Regions from separate parts of the Homo sapiens genome. Here region 2 is linked to region 1. Evidence: read pairs that join two places in POLR2A ChIA-PET (ENCODE). Cell type or tissue: PC-9. All regions are shown on one strand. Each heading gives the region's core, and the rest is flanking DNA. Links, peaks and the distances in the headings are about the cores only.

The links. ChIA-PET counts read pairs that join two places held together with the same protein. Peaks named below come from ENCODE experiments on the same cell type or tissue, not always from the same donor. Only the 100,000 strongest peaks of a DNase experiment are listed, where the experiment ranks them.
Region 2: POLR2A ChIA-PET joins it to region 1 with 7 read pairs; 1 of 35 experiments calls an interaction of 5 or more read pairs at or near these places.

What each region holds. Positions count from the first base shown.
Region 1 is chr11:73,490,433-73,498,417 of GRCh38, forward strand. All of the region lies in intron 1 of FAM168A (family with sequence similarity 168 member A), which reads right to left. Among named protein-coding and RNA genes, the nearest start is that of FAM168A, 100 kb to the right of the region's middle. RefSeq lists enhancers at 3,878-4,396, 4,397-4,914. In PC-9, for the core only: no CTCF peak of the experiment used is centred there; a DNase peak (open chromatin) is centred at 3,969; H3K27ac peaks cover 908 bases.
Region 2 is chr11:73,191,099-73,199,083 of GRCh38, forward strand. No RefSeq gene overlaps it. Among named protein-coding and RNA genes, the nearest start is that of IUR1, 12 kb to the left of the region's middle. RefSeq lists an enhancer at 7,566-7,860. In PC-9, for the core only: no CTCF peak of the experiment used is centred there; DNase peaks (open chromatin) are centred at 2,933, 3,653, 4,353 and 6,483; H3K4me3 peaks cover 1,092 bases; H3K27ac peaks cover 4,000 bases.

The sequences.
Region 1 (7,985 bases), core at 1,880-5,879:
CTTTACTAGGATCTAGAAAACCAAACAAGAAATGAATTTATAATGCCACACATTATAAATTACCTTCTCAACCTTTTGACTCCTGTTACTCTCCTCAACTTCAGGCACTTCACTTCAGCCATCCTGTTCCCTGTTCCCCTGCTATTCCTTAAAACATACCAGGACTGGCCTCAGGGCTTTGGCATCTATTCTCTCTGCCTGAAATGTTCTTCCTCCAGTTCATTCTCTCACTTACTTCAGGTCTTAATTTAAAATCACCTTCTCTGTGAGACTTTCCTTGGCTCCCTACCTAAAAGTGCAAACCTTTAACAAACTCAACATTATAGTTATCTTCCTTGCTTTATTTTTCCTCTTTCCCACATATCTATTGTACTTAATATTTTATTTTTTATCTTGTTGTATGTCTTCTCCCCCCTTCACCCAAAATGTAAGCTCCATGGTGATTCAGATTTTAATCTGTTTAGTCTACTGTTGCATCCCCAGTGCTAGAACAGCATCCAGAATATTGATCACTCTTCTCCACACTTTTGAGGGAATAATTTGAGAGGTGCCCCTGTTCTATGACTCAGATGATACACAGATTATACATAATGAAAGCTCCCATTAGTCAGTGCCTACTGACAAATACTAATTTCAGTTGGCCTCACTGAAATTATTATATTTATTCCTCATAATAATCCTGAGCCTTCCAGGACCAGCTGTTGACAAAACACACATATATACACATACTCCCCAGACAGCTGGCCAGAGAGGCAGGTTAGGAGCTGATGGGAGATGAGAAAAGAGCCCATGGAGAGGGGAAGACCACAAACAGAAAGGAGACATGATGGGAAGTTACTTATGGTAATACCACTCCAGCGGGAAGGAGACTTAATGTTTGGTCATCCATGGTGGAAGCCTGCATGTCTGCATAATACTAACAACCAAAAGACGCTCTTACAAGGCATAATTCTTCTCTCTGGACTGAGAGTTCCTAGAAGACTCTCCTTTCACTTCTGAAACTTCAGAATCCAGCTAGCACAGAGAAGACTCCCATAAATGTTTGTTAAATTGAACTGAATAATTATTGAGGTATTTATTCTGTTTTTACTCAAGACAAAACTGAGTTTTCAACAGTATTATGTAACATATTCAAGGAGGATGCATAGTTTCTAAGTAACAGACCGGGGACTTGAACTCAAGTTCCCTATTCTTTCTCCTGCACCACACTGTTGTTGTATAAAAACGATAATCTCTAGTAGAACACTGACTCTCATCTCATACGTGGGATGCAGACCTGTTAACCCAGCTATAGTCTAAGATGTCATAGAAAGAATCTTCACAAAGCAAGCCAGATCTCCAAACTGAACCACATAAGCTTGCAAGTCCAACATTCATAATCCCCAATTCTTTTCCCCATCTACCTCCTTTGTTCACTCCCTTGTTTCTTTGTGTTCATAACTGCCTGACCAATAAGGTGTGTAAAGTCCTTGGAATACAAAGGCCAAGTATGATTCTTCTTTCCATTCCTCCAGCACAGGGCTAATTATATCAAAGGTACTTTGTGAATGTTAGTTAAATTTAAAATGCTAAAAACCAAAGAAATAAAAAGATAGCTTTATGATTTCCATAGTCTCCATGGAGAGTCAGGGCTGGTATTAGCATCTACTTTACAAATGAGAAAAGCCTAAAAGGAGAGAAGCAACTTGCCCAGACTTTACCCTGACTCCTCACACGCCAAGCCCAATGTTCCTCCCATCATGTCATAAGGTTCACCGTATTTCTTAGAGCCAAGAAGATGGCTGAGGCAAGAACGAAAGATCAAGATAGACAAAAAAGAATGCCACACATTATAAATTAATCACTTAACAACATAACCAGCACATCCTGAAAAAATAAGCAAATATGACATTCATATCAGAGCAAAAGACTTGGTTTAAAATAAACAAACTCAGCCTGGCATGGTGGTTTATGCCTATAATCTCAGCACTTTGGGAGGCTGAGGCAGTGGATCCCTTGAATCCAGGAGTTCAAGACCAGCATGGTGAAACCCCATCTCTACAAAAAAAATTTCAAAAAAATTAGCCGGGCACGGTGGCGTGCACCTGTAGTCCCAGCTACACGGGGGGCTGAGGCAGGAGGATTGCTTAAGCCTGGAGGTCAAGGCTGCGGTAAGCCGAGATCGCACCTCTGCACTCCAGCCTGGTGACAGAGCAAAACCTGTCTCAATAAAATAAAATAAAATAAACCATATTTAATGATACTCTGCTCTGGATTATTCATTATGTAAATCACTTAGAGGTGGCACAGATGATAAGAGAATAAGATACGGTTTGCCCTTAGAAGCAGATAGTCTAATAGCAAAAATGTGACTCAAATACTCAGAGTTCAAAATCCTGGTGGCAATGGAACACAATGCAGCCATAAAAAGGAACAAAATCCTGTCCTTTGCACCAACATGGATGCAGGTGGAGGCCATTATCCTCTATTCATTCTTGCAAATGAATGCAGAAACAGAAAATCAAATACCACATGTTCTCACTTATAAGCAGGAACTAAACATTGGGTAAGCATGGACAAAAAGATGGCAACAACAGACCTTGGGCTCTACCAAGAGTGTGGAGAAGGATGGACTGAAAAACTACCTATTGGGTACTACGCTCACTACCTGGGTGACAGGATCATTCATACACCAAACTTCAGCAACATGCAATGTATCCATGTAACAAACCTGAACATGTACCCTCAAACCTAAAATGAAAGTAGGAAAAAAAAAATCACAAAGTGAAAAAAAAAGTCCTGGTGGCAGACAAAATGAGAGAAGTAGCTTGAACTCATAGTTCCAAATAATAAAAGAAAGGCAAGATAACAAGTGCTAAACGAACTTTACAGGTAGCCCGTAGACCATACGTATACAGTTATTGCAGGGGTTCAGAGAAAGGAGGAAAGGCTCACTGTGTCTGTGTATGTATCTTTAGTTTTTAGGGTCTTTTTAAAGGTTGTTTTGTTTTGTGTTTTTGAGACTGGGTCTCACTCTCTCACCCAAGCTGGACAGCAGTGGTGCAATCTCAGCTCACCGCAACCTCTGCCTCCTGGGCTCAAGTGATCCTCCCAAGGCCTCAGCCTCCTAAGTAGCTGGGTCTACCGACGTGTGCCACCATGCTAGGCTAATTTTTGTATTTGTTTTGTAGAGACAGGGTTTCACCATGTTGCCCAGGCGGTCTCAAACTCCTGGGCTCAAGCAATCCACCTGCTTCTGCCTCCCAAAGTACTGGGATTACAGGCATGAGCCACCATGCGCAGCCTTGTTTTATTTTTATTTAAGGAGGAACATAACTTATCCTGAAAACTGTCCCAGAGTTTAAAAAAAGACCAGGTTTGGGAATTCACACGGAGATGGAGAGAGGAAAGAACAACAGAACAGAGGTGAAGACAAGACCAAAGACTCAAACGCTGTCTCCTACATGAAGCTTCACAGACCCTTCCAACTAAAACTAATCACTATCCTCTATCCCAAAAATACATGGTGACAGTGCCATTCTAGAAACACTTCATGTTAGAAGATTTAGTTGTTTATGCAACTGCTTCCCTCCTGGACTATGAGCTCTGAAAGCAGAGTCTATTTTATTAACCTATGGAGTGCCCCACTGGCTAATAAAGAGCCAAGAACACCAAGACATGTACATTATGTACAGTATGGACATGTACATTATGTACAGTATGTACATATACATGTACATGTATGATTAACAGAATTGAACCAAAGAGTGTTAGAGCTTGGTAGGACCTCAAAGATCATTTAATTTAAGCCCTTCATTTTGCAACTGGGAAAACAAAGACTAAGTGACTCACTCAAAGTCACAGAGCAGGTCACAAATCCAGAACAGGACCTCAGGCCCCTAGAGTCCCAGCCAAAAGAGTGGCAGTGAGGCTGCTCTTCTACTCAAAGGACAAGAGATCTCCTGTGCTTATTGGTTAGTTCAAAGACACTGAGCCATTGCAGTGGGAGGTCTAAGGCTCTGAATCAGGAACTGTTACATTCCAAGCGGTTGACACTCTGAATACCAGGCCAAGTCCTTTGTCTCAGGACAGAAGGGCTCAGAAAAACCTGGCAGAACCACCCTTGTTTGATGCAGAGGCCCCAGAACATTTTAGGCTGCAGCCTTGGGCAAAGAGCCAGGAAGAGTTTTATTGTGATGAAGACGTAGAAAAATTGGGGAAAAAATGGAGGATGGGCACAATGAAGAGGTAGATTCCTAGCAGCACCAACGCCAGGAAAGCACTCTTGATGGAAAAGGAAGTACACTTTTAGAAGAAGTTAGGTCATGCCTGTAATCCAGCACTTTGGGAGGCCGAGGAGGGCGGATTACTTGAAGTCAGGAGTTCAAGACCAGCCTGGCCAACATGGCGAAACCCCATCTCTACTAAAAATACAAAAATTAGCCAGGTGTGGGGGCCCATGCCTGTAATCCCAGCTACTACTTGGGAGGCTGAGGCATGAGAATCACTTGAACCCAGGAGGCAGAGGCTGCAGCAGTGAGCCAAGATCATGCCAATGAACTCCAGCCTGGGTGATGGAGTGAGACTGTCTCAAAAAAAAAAGAAGAAAAAAAAGAAGCTAAAGGCTCAGAAAATGGAAGAGAGGGTAATTTCAGGACTCAGTAAAGACTCCCCAGGGAATTGCCTGTCTAATTTGAGGCTTAATGGTATAGACGTAAAAAAAAAAAAAAAATCAAACTGATCCCGTCTCTGCTGAAAATACAAAAAATTAGCCAGGCATGGTGGCAGGCACCTGTAGTCCCAGCTACTCGGGAGGCTGAGGCAGGAGAATGGCGTGAACCCAGGAGGCAGAGCTTGCAGTGAGCCGAGATCGTGCCACTGCACTCCAGCCTGGGCGACAGAGCGAGACTCCGTCTCAAAATTAAATAAATAAATAAATAAATAAAATCAAACTGAAGAGTGTGTGATGTCAAGAATAACCCAATCAAGAACAATGCAGTTTGAGCAACCAAGCCTCCTCAATCTCCATCACCACTCCATCACCACTGCTGGCCCACTCACCACCAATCTCCATTGAAATCACTGGGGTGCTCTTCCAGCCTCCTTGAGTGACATCTCCAGGCATGGGAGCGAATCAGATGGATAGGGGTACTATTTAAGACATAGAGTTTTACAACTAATACAATTTAAAAATGGATAAAGAACTTGAACAGGCATTTCTCCAAAGATATACAAATGACCAACAAGCGTATGAAGGTATGTTCAACATCATCAGTTATCAGAGAAACACAACTTAAAACTACACCAAGATACCACCTCACACCCATTAAGATGACTATTATCAAAAAAACAGAAAATAGCAAATGTTGATGAGGATGTAGAGAAATTGGAACCCTTATTTAAAATTTGGTGGTAATATAAAATGGTGTAGCCACTATGGAAAACAATACAGAGGTTCCTCAAAAAATTAAAAATATAATAACCATATGATCCAGCAATTTCACTTCTGCATATACATTCAAAAGAATTTAAAACAGGATCTCAAAGAGATATTTGCACACCCATGTTCATTGCAATACTATGGACAACAGCCAAAGAGTGGAAGCAACCTAAATGTCCACTGATGAATGAATGGATAAAGAAAATGTTGTATACACACATGCATACACACAACCCGCATACACACAACCTGCACCCACACACGCATGATGGAATATTACTCACTCTTAAAAAAGAAAATCCTGCTGTATACTACAATATGCATGAATCTTGAGGACGTTATGCTAAGTAAAGTAAGCTACTCACAAAACGACAAATACTGCATGATTCCACTTATATGACGTATCCAAAGAAGTTAAACTCTTAGAAACAGAAAGTAAAATGGTGGTTACCAAGGTGGAAGGTGAAAAGGGAAGTTGTTGTTCAACGGATATATTAGGTTGGTGCAAAAGTAATTGCGGCTTTGACCATACTTTCAATGGCGAAAACTACAATTACCTTTGCACCAACCTTTAGTTTCAGTTTTGCAAGATGAAAAAGTTCTAGAGATCTATCACACAATGAAGTGCATATAGTTAACACTACTGTAGTGTATACTTAAAAATAGTTAAGATGGTAAATTTTATGTTATTTTTTGTTTGTTTGTTTGGTTGGTTGGTTGGTTTTTTGAGACGGAGTCTCACTCTGTCGCCCAGGCTGGAGTGCAGTGGCGCGATCTCGGCTTGCTGCAAGCTCCGCCTCCCGCGTTCACGCCATTCTCCTGCCTCAGCCTCCCGAGTAGCTGGGACTACAGGCGCCCACCACCATGCCCGGCTAATTTTTTGTATTTTTAGTAGAGACGGGGTTTCACCGTGTTAGCCAGGATGGTCTTGATCTCCTGACCTCGTGATCCACCCACCTCGGCCTCCCAAAGTGCTGGGATTACAGGCGTGAGCCACTGCACCCAGCCCTGTATGTTCTTATCACACACACACACACACACACACACACACACACGCACACACACGCACACACACACACAGTTTTAGGTCTAACACCAAAACTACTAAATCAGGACACCTGGGAATCAGAATTTTACACAAATTCCCCACGTATTTTTGAAAAATGGCCGAATTCAGAAAACACTCGCTTCAAAATAAAGTCCAAATTTGATTTCTGCATCGAAAGCCCTGCGTGATCCCATCCCTTTTTATCTTTCATTCTCACCACTTGCTCTTGCCTCAGGCCTCACTCTGTTTTGGCCTCTGGCCTGCGTACCAGGAGGAACTACTGTCGGCCAGGCACGGTGGCTCATACCTGTAATCCCAGCACTTTGGGAGGCCCAGACAGGCAGATCACGAGGTCAGGAGATCCAGACCATCCTGGCCAACATGGTGAAACCCCGTCTCTACTAAAAATACAAAAATTAGCCAGGTGTGGTGGCGCGCGCCTGTAGTCTCAGCTACTTGGGAGGCTGAGGCAGGAGAATCACTTGAACCTGGGAGGCGGAGGTTGCACCACTGCACTCCAGCCTGGCGACAGAGAGTGACTCCATACCCCCCCTCAAAAAAAAAAAAGACATACTGTCCAGCTGAACTTTCTATAATGATGGAAATATTCTAGTATATCTGTGCTGTCCAATATAGTAGCTATTAGCCACATGTAGCTACTAAGTACTTGATATGTGGCTATTGAACAGCACAGGACTAGAGCAATAACTAGGTCTCTAGAAGAAAAAGAGAGGGCATGGTTAAAACTCAAAACAGAAAACCAAACACCACACGTTCTCACTCATAGGTGGGAACTGAACAATGAGAACACTTGGACACAGAGCAGGGAACATCACACACTGGGGCCTGTCGTTGGGTGGGGGGATGGGGAAGGGATAGCATTAGGAGAAATACCTAATGTAAATGACAAGTTAATGGGTACAGCAAACCAACATGGCACATGTATACATATGTAACAAACCTGCACGTTAGGCACATGTACCCTAGAACTTAAAGCATAATAAAAATAAATAAAACTCAAAACAACTCCATTTAATTTTTTTCTCACATATTATTGATATGCATTCATTCATTTAACAAATGTTTATTGCTTACTACATGCCAGGCACTACTCTAGATACTGGTGAAATAGCCATGAACAAAACAAACACCCCTGCCCTCAAAAAGCTTATGCTCTAATGAGGCCGACTAGTACAGCAGCTAAGAGCAGTGACTCTGGGGGCCAAGATGGCCAACTAGAAGCAGTGGCGTTTGGAGGCTCCCATCGAAAAAAAACATAATAAGTATGTGAATCCTTCGCCGGCCACCAAGGATCTAGGTTCTCTCATCAAAATTGACTAGAAGGCTGGCGTGACCCATGGAGAAAAGGAAGAGCAGTGCGGTACAGCAGCCCACTCAAGAGCTGCACAGGGAAGGGGACCCCCCCTTCCCCCCAGCCAAGGGAGGCAGTGAATGAGCACGCTACCCAGCCAGGGAGAGTGTGCTTTTTCCACTCAACTTTGCAACCCACGGATCAGA
Region 2 (7,985 bases), core at 2,576-6,575, 300 kb before region 1:
ACAGAGGTTTAGAGGTAGATAAGGGGTAGGAAAAAGCCATGGGTGGGCTGAGCTGGCAAGCCTCAGAGACCAGTCAGCCCAGAACCATCATTGTACAGACAGACAGAGCCAGGCCCGGCAAGGCCTAGGGATCTGGCAGGTCACAAGTCAAGGCAGACAGGTCATCAGCTTCTGGCTCAGTGCTGTACCCTCAGCCCGACTGGCTGGGAGGGGTCAGCTCCGTGTGGGCCTGGGATTGAGCTCCTGGGCCACGTCTAGGTGCTGTGGGCTTGTGTGGTTCGGGTGGAAGCACTGGGGCAGGCAGATGAGAGCCCCACCCTGAGCAGCACCCTAAACCCACTGTCTGTCAGTCTGCCCCAACCCTGTGCTTTTACTTTCTCAGTCCCAGGACCCAGGCTGGGCTGTAATCAGAGGAGGGAACTGGAACCTGGACCGGGGGAACACAAAGCTCTGCACACAGCCAGTCTCCTGGCAGATGCTGAGATGCTCATGGGTGGGTGGGGGACTGTGGCATCAGGGGCCATGTTCCACACAAGGTGAAATGCAGTAAGGGCAATTTCCACAAAGCTTGTTGAGCCAGGTACTGTTTTATGATCTTGAAACAGTGAACAGGATTTATGTTCTAACTAGACATTGACAATAAGCAAACTAATACATAACATAACAATGGAAAGATGAGAGGAAGAAACAGAGCCCAGAGGGATGGGCACCTTCAGTGGGGAGCGGGGAATGGCCACTTGACAGAAGACCCCTGCAGGCCTGATGGGCTGAGTGATTTTAATTAAATCTATGTCCCTACCCCCGACCCATGTACCCCCACCCCGCCTGCCACCAGGCACTCCACCTTCTCCTCAGCTCTAGCTGCACCACTGGGAGTTCCTATTTTTTTTTTTTTTTTTTTTTTTTTTGAGACAGAGTCTCACTCTGTCACCCAGGCTAAAGTGCAGTGGTGCGAACTTGGCTCACTGCAACCTCCACCTCCCGAGTTCAAGCAATTCTCCTGCCTCAGCCTCCCAAGTAGCTGGGATTACAGGCTCCCGTCACCACACCCAGATAACTTTTGTATTTTTAGTAGAGACGGGGTTTCACCATGTTGGCCAGGCTCGTCTTGAACTCCTGACCCCAAGTGATCTGCCCGCTTCTGCCTCCCAAGGTGCTGGGATTACAGGTGTGAGCCACTGCACCCAGCCGCACCATTGGGAGTTTCTGAGGGCTGCCCTTGACTGGACCATTACCAGGGCCTGAGGAGGACTGTGGGGAAATGAGCCTCTCACAAGGTCTAGTCCCTCCCACAAAGTCCTGCCCAAGAGCCACCCCAACCTGCCCACTTGGCTCCTCCAACCTGGGAGCCAGGTAAGAGCTGAGGAGCCCCAGGGCCTTGGCACTGAGTCAGATGTAGCCTGGGAGGTGGAGGTGACTCACTTGGGGGTGTCAAGATCCAGGAAACCACAGCCCAGGGTCAGGGCAGAAACCTGGAGACTCCCTGCCTTGCCTTGCCCCAGAATGATGAATAGGAGGGCCCTGGCCTTTCCTAAGAAGCCCCCAGCCAAGGGTCCTCCTGCTGTCATGAAGGCCCAAGTTCCAGTCAAGTTGTTGAGAGGTGCCCAAGGACCTGCCAGTGCCTGCTTCCTCTGGGCCTCGGCCTCCTAGTCCACTTATAGTGGGGAGCAATGGGGCTAGATAAGCTTCAGTGTTCCTAGCAGCTCTGAATTTCTGTTTCGTTGAGTATGTTGCAGGAGGCCCACAACCTCTGATGGTTCCTGGGGGCTCAGGGCAGGGGTGAATGACAGATGCTGAAAAGCGGGGGTCAAGGGAGGGTTTGCAAGGTTTAGCAAATGTCAATACAGGATATGTTGTTAAATTTGAATTTCAGATTAGCAATGAATAACTTTTTAGTATAAGCACATGTCCCAAATATCCGTTATGTTAAAGAATTTTTCACTGTTTATCAGAAATTCAAATTTGACTGGGCGTCTTGTACTTTCTCCGGCCATGCTAGGTGGGAAAGGTAATTGGAGCTGGGACTTCATCAGAGGAAGGTCTTAGACTCAGACAACTGGAGCTCTCACCACCTCCCTTGCTGCCCTCAGGGTCCCTTATCCATGAACTTCTTGATTTGTTGGAAGGTAGGGGGATGAGGGAGTGAGAACCCTGGGGTTAGGGGAAACTAAGAGCTATGTAGAGAGGCAGAGAGACCCCAAGACCCCAAGAGGCAGCACCGGAACTCTTCCTGGCCTGCACTCAGCTAACCTCGCCACCTCTCTTCCCCAGAACTCCTGCAAAGCTCAACCTCATTCCTACTGCCATACCCTTGCTTGTTCCAGCCCTGCCTCTTTCCATCCTATGCAAACTTTACCCACAGCCTCTGCCAGGAGCCCTTTCTTGGCTATCCTTTAGCGTTGTGACTTCCTCCTCTGGGTTCCCAGAGTGCTGTCAGTCACCCTCCTCCTCATGGAGCTGTTCAATCAATGGAGCACCCTCTCTGGAGGAGGCTTTGGAGCAGACTCTGGGCAGTGATTAGGACAGTGGAGCCGACAGTGATCGGGACAGGCACAGCCCCTGCTCCATGGAGCACACGGTCTGGTGGGGAGGCAGACACACAATCACAAAACAGGAGAGAATGAATCGCCCTTTCACTGGGACCAACTGGTCCATGTCACTGAGGCTTTATGCAGGCAGAGGACACGTTCTGTTGTACTCGGGCCCTACCACAGAGCAGGCTTCAGTGAATATTAGTGGCATAAGTGAGAGTGCAATGATGCAACTAAAGCTGGGGATGGTGGGGACGCTGACTAAGTCTGAGAGGTCACCATGCAAACAGCCTGAACTCGGCACCTCCGGCCGTGGCCTGGACCTGGTGAGGCTTGGCATCATGGCATGCCATTGCTCATGAGAATCTGGCCCTGCAAGAGTCTGCATTTCCAGGGGTCAGGGACTGGATCTTCCTCTCCTCTCATTCCCTCTTGCCCTGGCCAATAACCTGACACAGGAGATGAATTGATAGAGAGCTGATAGATGGGAAATACTGTGTGGCTGTCCCACTGAGGCTGGAAGGACTAGTCACACCACATTGTTCTTTCTCCTCTGCATAGAATGTTGCTTGGGGCAATTTTAGTAGGTAGTCACAATCTCTTTCCAGTATTAGAAGAGATGAGTGACTTTCTCCCTGTATGCAGGTCCCAGTGGCGTTTAGCATCTGCTTGTCCAGACCCCTTCACAGCTGTGGTCGGGGACCCCGCAATGACTGTGACAGGGCCATGCCTACCTACCCTTCACTAAGCCCTGGCTAAATGAGCCAGGCCCCCCTACAGACACCATCTCCAGTGCCCAGATTAAAGAAGAAACTGAGGCTTGGGAAGTGTAGGTGCTACAGTGGCTAAGCCAGGATTTTAACTCAGATTTGTCTAATGCTGAGGCTCAAGCTCCTTCTGTTGCACTGAGCTGCCTCTATTTTTTAAAGTAACCTCTGAGATGTTACTTATTTTTGGAACTCAGAAACTCACTCCAGCTTTATCCCACTTTGATCTTTATGACTTAGGTTGCAGATGCCATCAAAGCTGTTGCTTCTCTGTGAACTGCAGCAGACTTTGCCCGGAGCAGTAAACTGTGGACGGAGGAAGGGAAGCAGGAAGGCAGGTTTGAGACTGGTTCCCCATGGGTTCACTGGCACTATCCTGGGTCGTCCCACCCTTCCTTCAGCCTGCCGCCCTGTCCTGAGTCATGCAGTTCCCTAGCACTCCTGGGACAGCTGAGCCCTGTGCATGCATGCACGCAGCATTCCCCTGCAGCCTGCGCTCACACCACCCCCCACGCACCACCCTCCACCTGGTCCTGGACATACTTCGCTACCTCAAGGTATCCAATGGCCAAAATCCAAGGCTACCACTGGGGAAGATTCTTCACGGGTTTGCAGTGTGCCATGTCTCCCCTGCTAGACTGTGAATGCCTCTAGGGCAGGGACCTTTCACCCTCTCATTTGTGTGCCCAATAAGCACCTACTATGTGCCAGGCACAGTGCTGGATGCCAGGGTATAATTGGAGCTGATGTGCAGTCAGTACACAATGGCACAGCTGTAGCAGCCCTGAGACCTCCAAGTGCTCCAGCACCCTGGCTGCCCCTTGGTGTACTGCCTGGGCCTCCTCACAGTCCTTCAATGAAAGGGCTAATGTTTGGCACACTGGAGGGCTCCAGGAGCTCATGTCACATTGGCTCATGTCTTAGACCTCCTGGACCTCCCTGGCCTCTGTAGGTATGTGCCTGATTCCGGGCAGGTTTGCACTGGGATAGACATGGGGCGGTTTCAGTGATGAGTCACCTGATGACAGCCCTGTAAAATATAAAGGAGTGCTGGGTACAGGCATGCACAAGACCTTGAGTGCTCCTCTGTGACAGTCTCCTCACCAGTAACTGTCTGAGTCAAGTCTGGCCATAGGCAAATCCATTGTCATCCTTTCCTCTCCCCCTGCTGGCTTCAAGATCCAGCCAGTTCTCTCTTTCTTTGCTGGCTTCTGTATCACTAATGGACTTGTGGCTTTGGGAGCAGGTGCCATTTCCCTGCAGGCTGTGGACTTCTTATCAGCTCCATCCAAGAGTTTTGACAGGAGCCTGAAGCCCTGTTTAAAGTCCCTGTCTTCTAGTGGAGTTTCACTGATTTTCTGGTTATGCCAGCTTCTGGTTCCAAGGTCATTGCCAGCCCTTAGTTCATGGGCAGAGCTGAGACCTTTGGCATGCTTGGTGCCCAGCTCAGGTTCCCAGGTCTGTCCCCCTACCCCAGGGGCTCCCACACACCCTGGGATGGTCTTCTAGGGCCTGTCCATGTGCAGTGTTCACAGTGGCAAAAACACAGCAACAACAGCACATGCAAACGCTCCCAGCAAAAGGTAGGAGGGTTTTACACTCCTGGACCAGGGCTGGAACAGCGTTGTTTATTAAGAACACGGACTTTAGATAATTCTATTGAGATTATACATGGAAAGCCCTTGTTTCAGTATCTGACACATACTAGGTGTTCAATAAATTACAACTATCATTAAAGGCACTTTGAGGAGAGCAGAATTTGCTATGATGGTTGATGATGTGGTAAAGGTAGTGATTCTTGATAGTGATTATGGAGTCTCACCACTGACAATGGCAACGATAGTTTTCCTTACCCAGGGAATGATATATCTCTCTGGGGATATTTACAGTAGGTTTGTAGGTCACATTTGATAAAGAGAGTCAAGAAGAGAAGGAAATATGTCCTATGGGTAATTTCTAGTTTGATTATGGAGACAAGATTCAGAGACACAAAAGAATTATAAGAGTTCTCCCACTTGACCTGGGAGCCAAGGGCTCGGGAAAGGGAGGCTCAAGGTTCCTAGCACAAGGTAATCATTCAAATATGATTCCCCAAAATGGCATTGACAGCCTTCGTCCTCTTTCCACTGTTGGTCACTGTTAGAACAGAAGGGAGGCTGGTGAGCCAGTGAACCCCTGCTTCTTTCTCCTGCTTACTTTCTCCCCGCAACTTGCCAGAGGTTCACAAACCTTCAGGTAAATGACATGACAGGGAATGTCACTGACAGAGGGTTAGGGGTGAAAATGTCAGGATGGGCAAGTATCAGACCCTCCTGGCCTTCCCCCAGCTGCTCCAGAGGAGTTTTGAGCTGAATTGCACCCCTAGCCACAGCGGAGCCCACTACTGTGCTCACAGAACCACTGTCGGAGAGTTTCGAGGACTCAGAGAGAACACAAACACCAGGAGACTGGAAATTCAACTTTCTTTCTTTTTTTTTTTTTTTTGAGGCAGAGTCTCACTCTGTTGCCCAGGCTGCAATGCAGTGGCACAATCTCGGCTCACTGCAACCTCCACCTCCCGGGTTCAAGCAATTCTCCTGCCTCAGCCTCCCAAGTAGCTGGGATTACAGGTGTGCACCACCACGCCCAGCTAATTTTTGTATTTTTAGTAGAGACAGGGTTTCACGATGTTGGCCAGGCTGGTCTCGAACTCCTGATCTCAAGTGATCTGCCTACCTCGGCCTCCCAAAGTGTTGGGATTGCAGGCGTGAGACACTGCACTGGCCTGGAGATTCAACTTTCAAAAGGTAAACGATGGAAACCACAGAGGAGAGACTTTTAGACCCTCTGCCAGTGACATTCCGGATTACCAATACCTTCAATAGTCCAGAACCTTATTACCTGTATTTTACAGTTGTGGAAACTGAGGGTCATAGGGTTTAAATAAACGAATAAGTGATAGAATCAGGATTTGAATGTAGGGTTGTCTATTCCAAATCATTCCTCTTAACCACTATCCTGCCAGTCGAAGCCATGGTGATGCCCTTCTGAGCAAATTGATGGTGTCTGTGATGCCCTTATGTACCAACCTTCTCTACTCAGCAGAGGAGGAAATGGCCCCTGGCTAGTGGGCGGGAGCATCAGTGGATATTATGCTGGATTAAGATGTCATTCTACTGTTGACTTAGAACATAACCATGGGGCCATGAGGCCGCACCCCTGTGGGAAGGCAGTGAAATGGCTCATCTAAAGTTCTTCCTGGTGTAAGTGCCCTGGGGAAGATGTGTGATCCAGGGCCTGGGAAGCAGAACTGCTGTAGGATCTTATGGCTACAGAAGAGAGACCCGGACTCTTTTTTTTTTTTTGAGACAGAGTCTCACTCTGTCACCCAGGCTGGAGTGCAGTGGCAATTCTTGGCTCAATGCAACCTCTGCCTCCCAAGTTCCAGTGATTCTCCTGCCTCAGCCTCCTGGGTAGCTGGGATTATAGGCACACACCACCACATGCGGCTAATTTTTGTATTTTTAGTAGAGATGCGGTTTCATCATGTTGGCCAGGCTGGTGTCGAACTCCTGAATTCAGGTGATCCACTATCTCGGCCTCCCAAAGTGCTGGGATTACAGGCACGAGCCACCGTGCCCGGCCAGACCCTGACTCTCATAGTCTGCACTTTTGAAGATATTGAAGATATTGGTGTCTATAAGGATGTCCCCAAGTCAGGGGCCTATCAAAAAGAGGCAGGTCAGGAACTAGAAGGGGAGGGTGGAGATCAGGCAAGGCCCTATGTTTCACTCTGGAGTCAGTTAGCACCTGGAGAACAAATGATACCTTACACAACAAACTGTTTAGTAGGTCACACTCCACCCCATTCATGTCCCCATTGTCACCTCTATCTGAACAGCCTGTTACAGCCATTTTAAGGAAGCAATTTTTAAGGATAATAATTTAAAATAAAATTTTAGAACAAGTAGACAAACTTCTTAAAAGAATAGTTTTTGATGCACAGAAAAGTTGCAAAGATGGTACAGAGGATTCTCGTATATCCTCACCCACTTTCCTCTACTGCTAACGTCTTATATTGGCCACGGCAAATGAACCAGTATTAGTAAATTATTATTAACTAAAATCCATACTTTATTTACATTTCCTTCGTTTTTACCTAATGTCCTTTTTCTGTCCCAGGATTCCATCCAAGGTGCCACGTTACACTTAAACATCATGCCTCCATCCTTTCTTCCTGGTCTGAGAGAGTTGCTCAGACTCTCCTGGTTTTTGATGATCTTGAGAGTTTTGAGTATTCATCATCAGGTATTGTGCAGACTGTTAATTTGGGCTTTGCTGTTGGTTTTCTCATGATTAGACTTGGTTGAGTTCTTGCGAGGAAGGTCACAGAGGTGAAGTGCCACTCTCATTGCATTATATCAAGGGAACATTCCATCAGCATGACTCATCACCATTGATAACAGGCTTGATCACATGACAGAGGGAGTGATTGTCAGACTTCTCCATGGCGAAGTTACTCAAAGGATGCATTCCAATCACTGAGATGGAAGGGGCAGTACCCCCTGGCAGTCTGTATGGTGGGAACCCATGAGAGAACCCACCCGATAGGTAAATTTCAGAGGGCAATGTTCAAGTTCTGGGTTCAACTGCCCCATCTCAGCATCTAAGGCTATGGGCTCTACCAGCACTGGCAGGAACCAGGTCT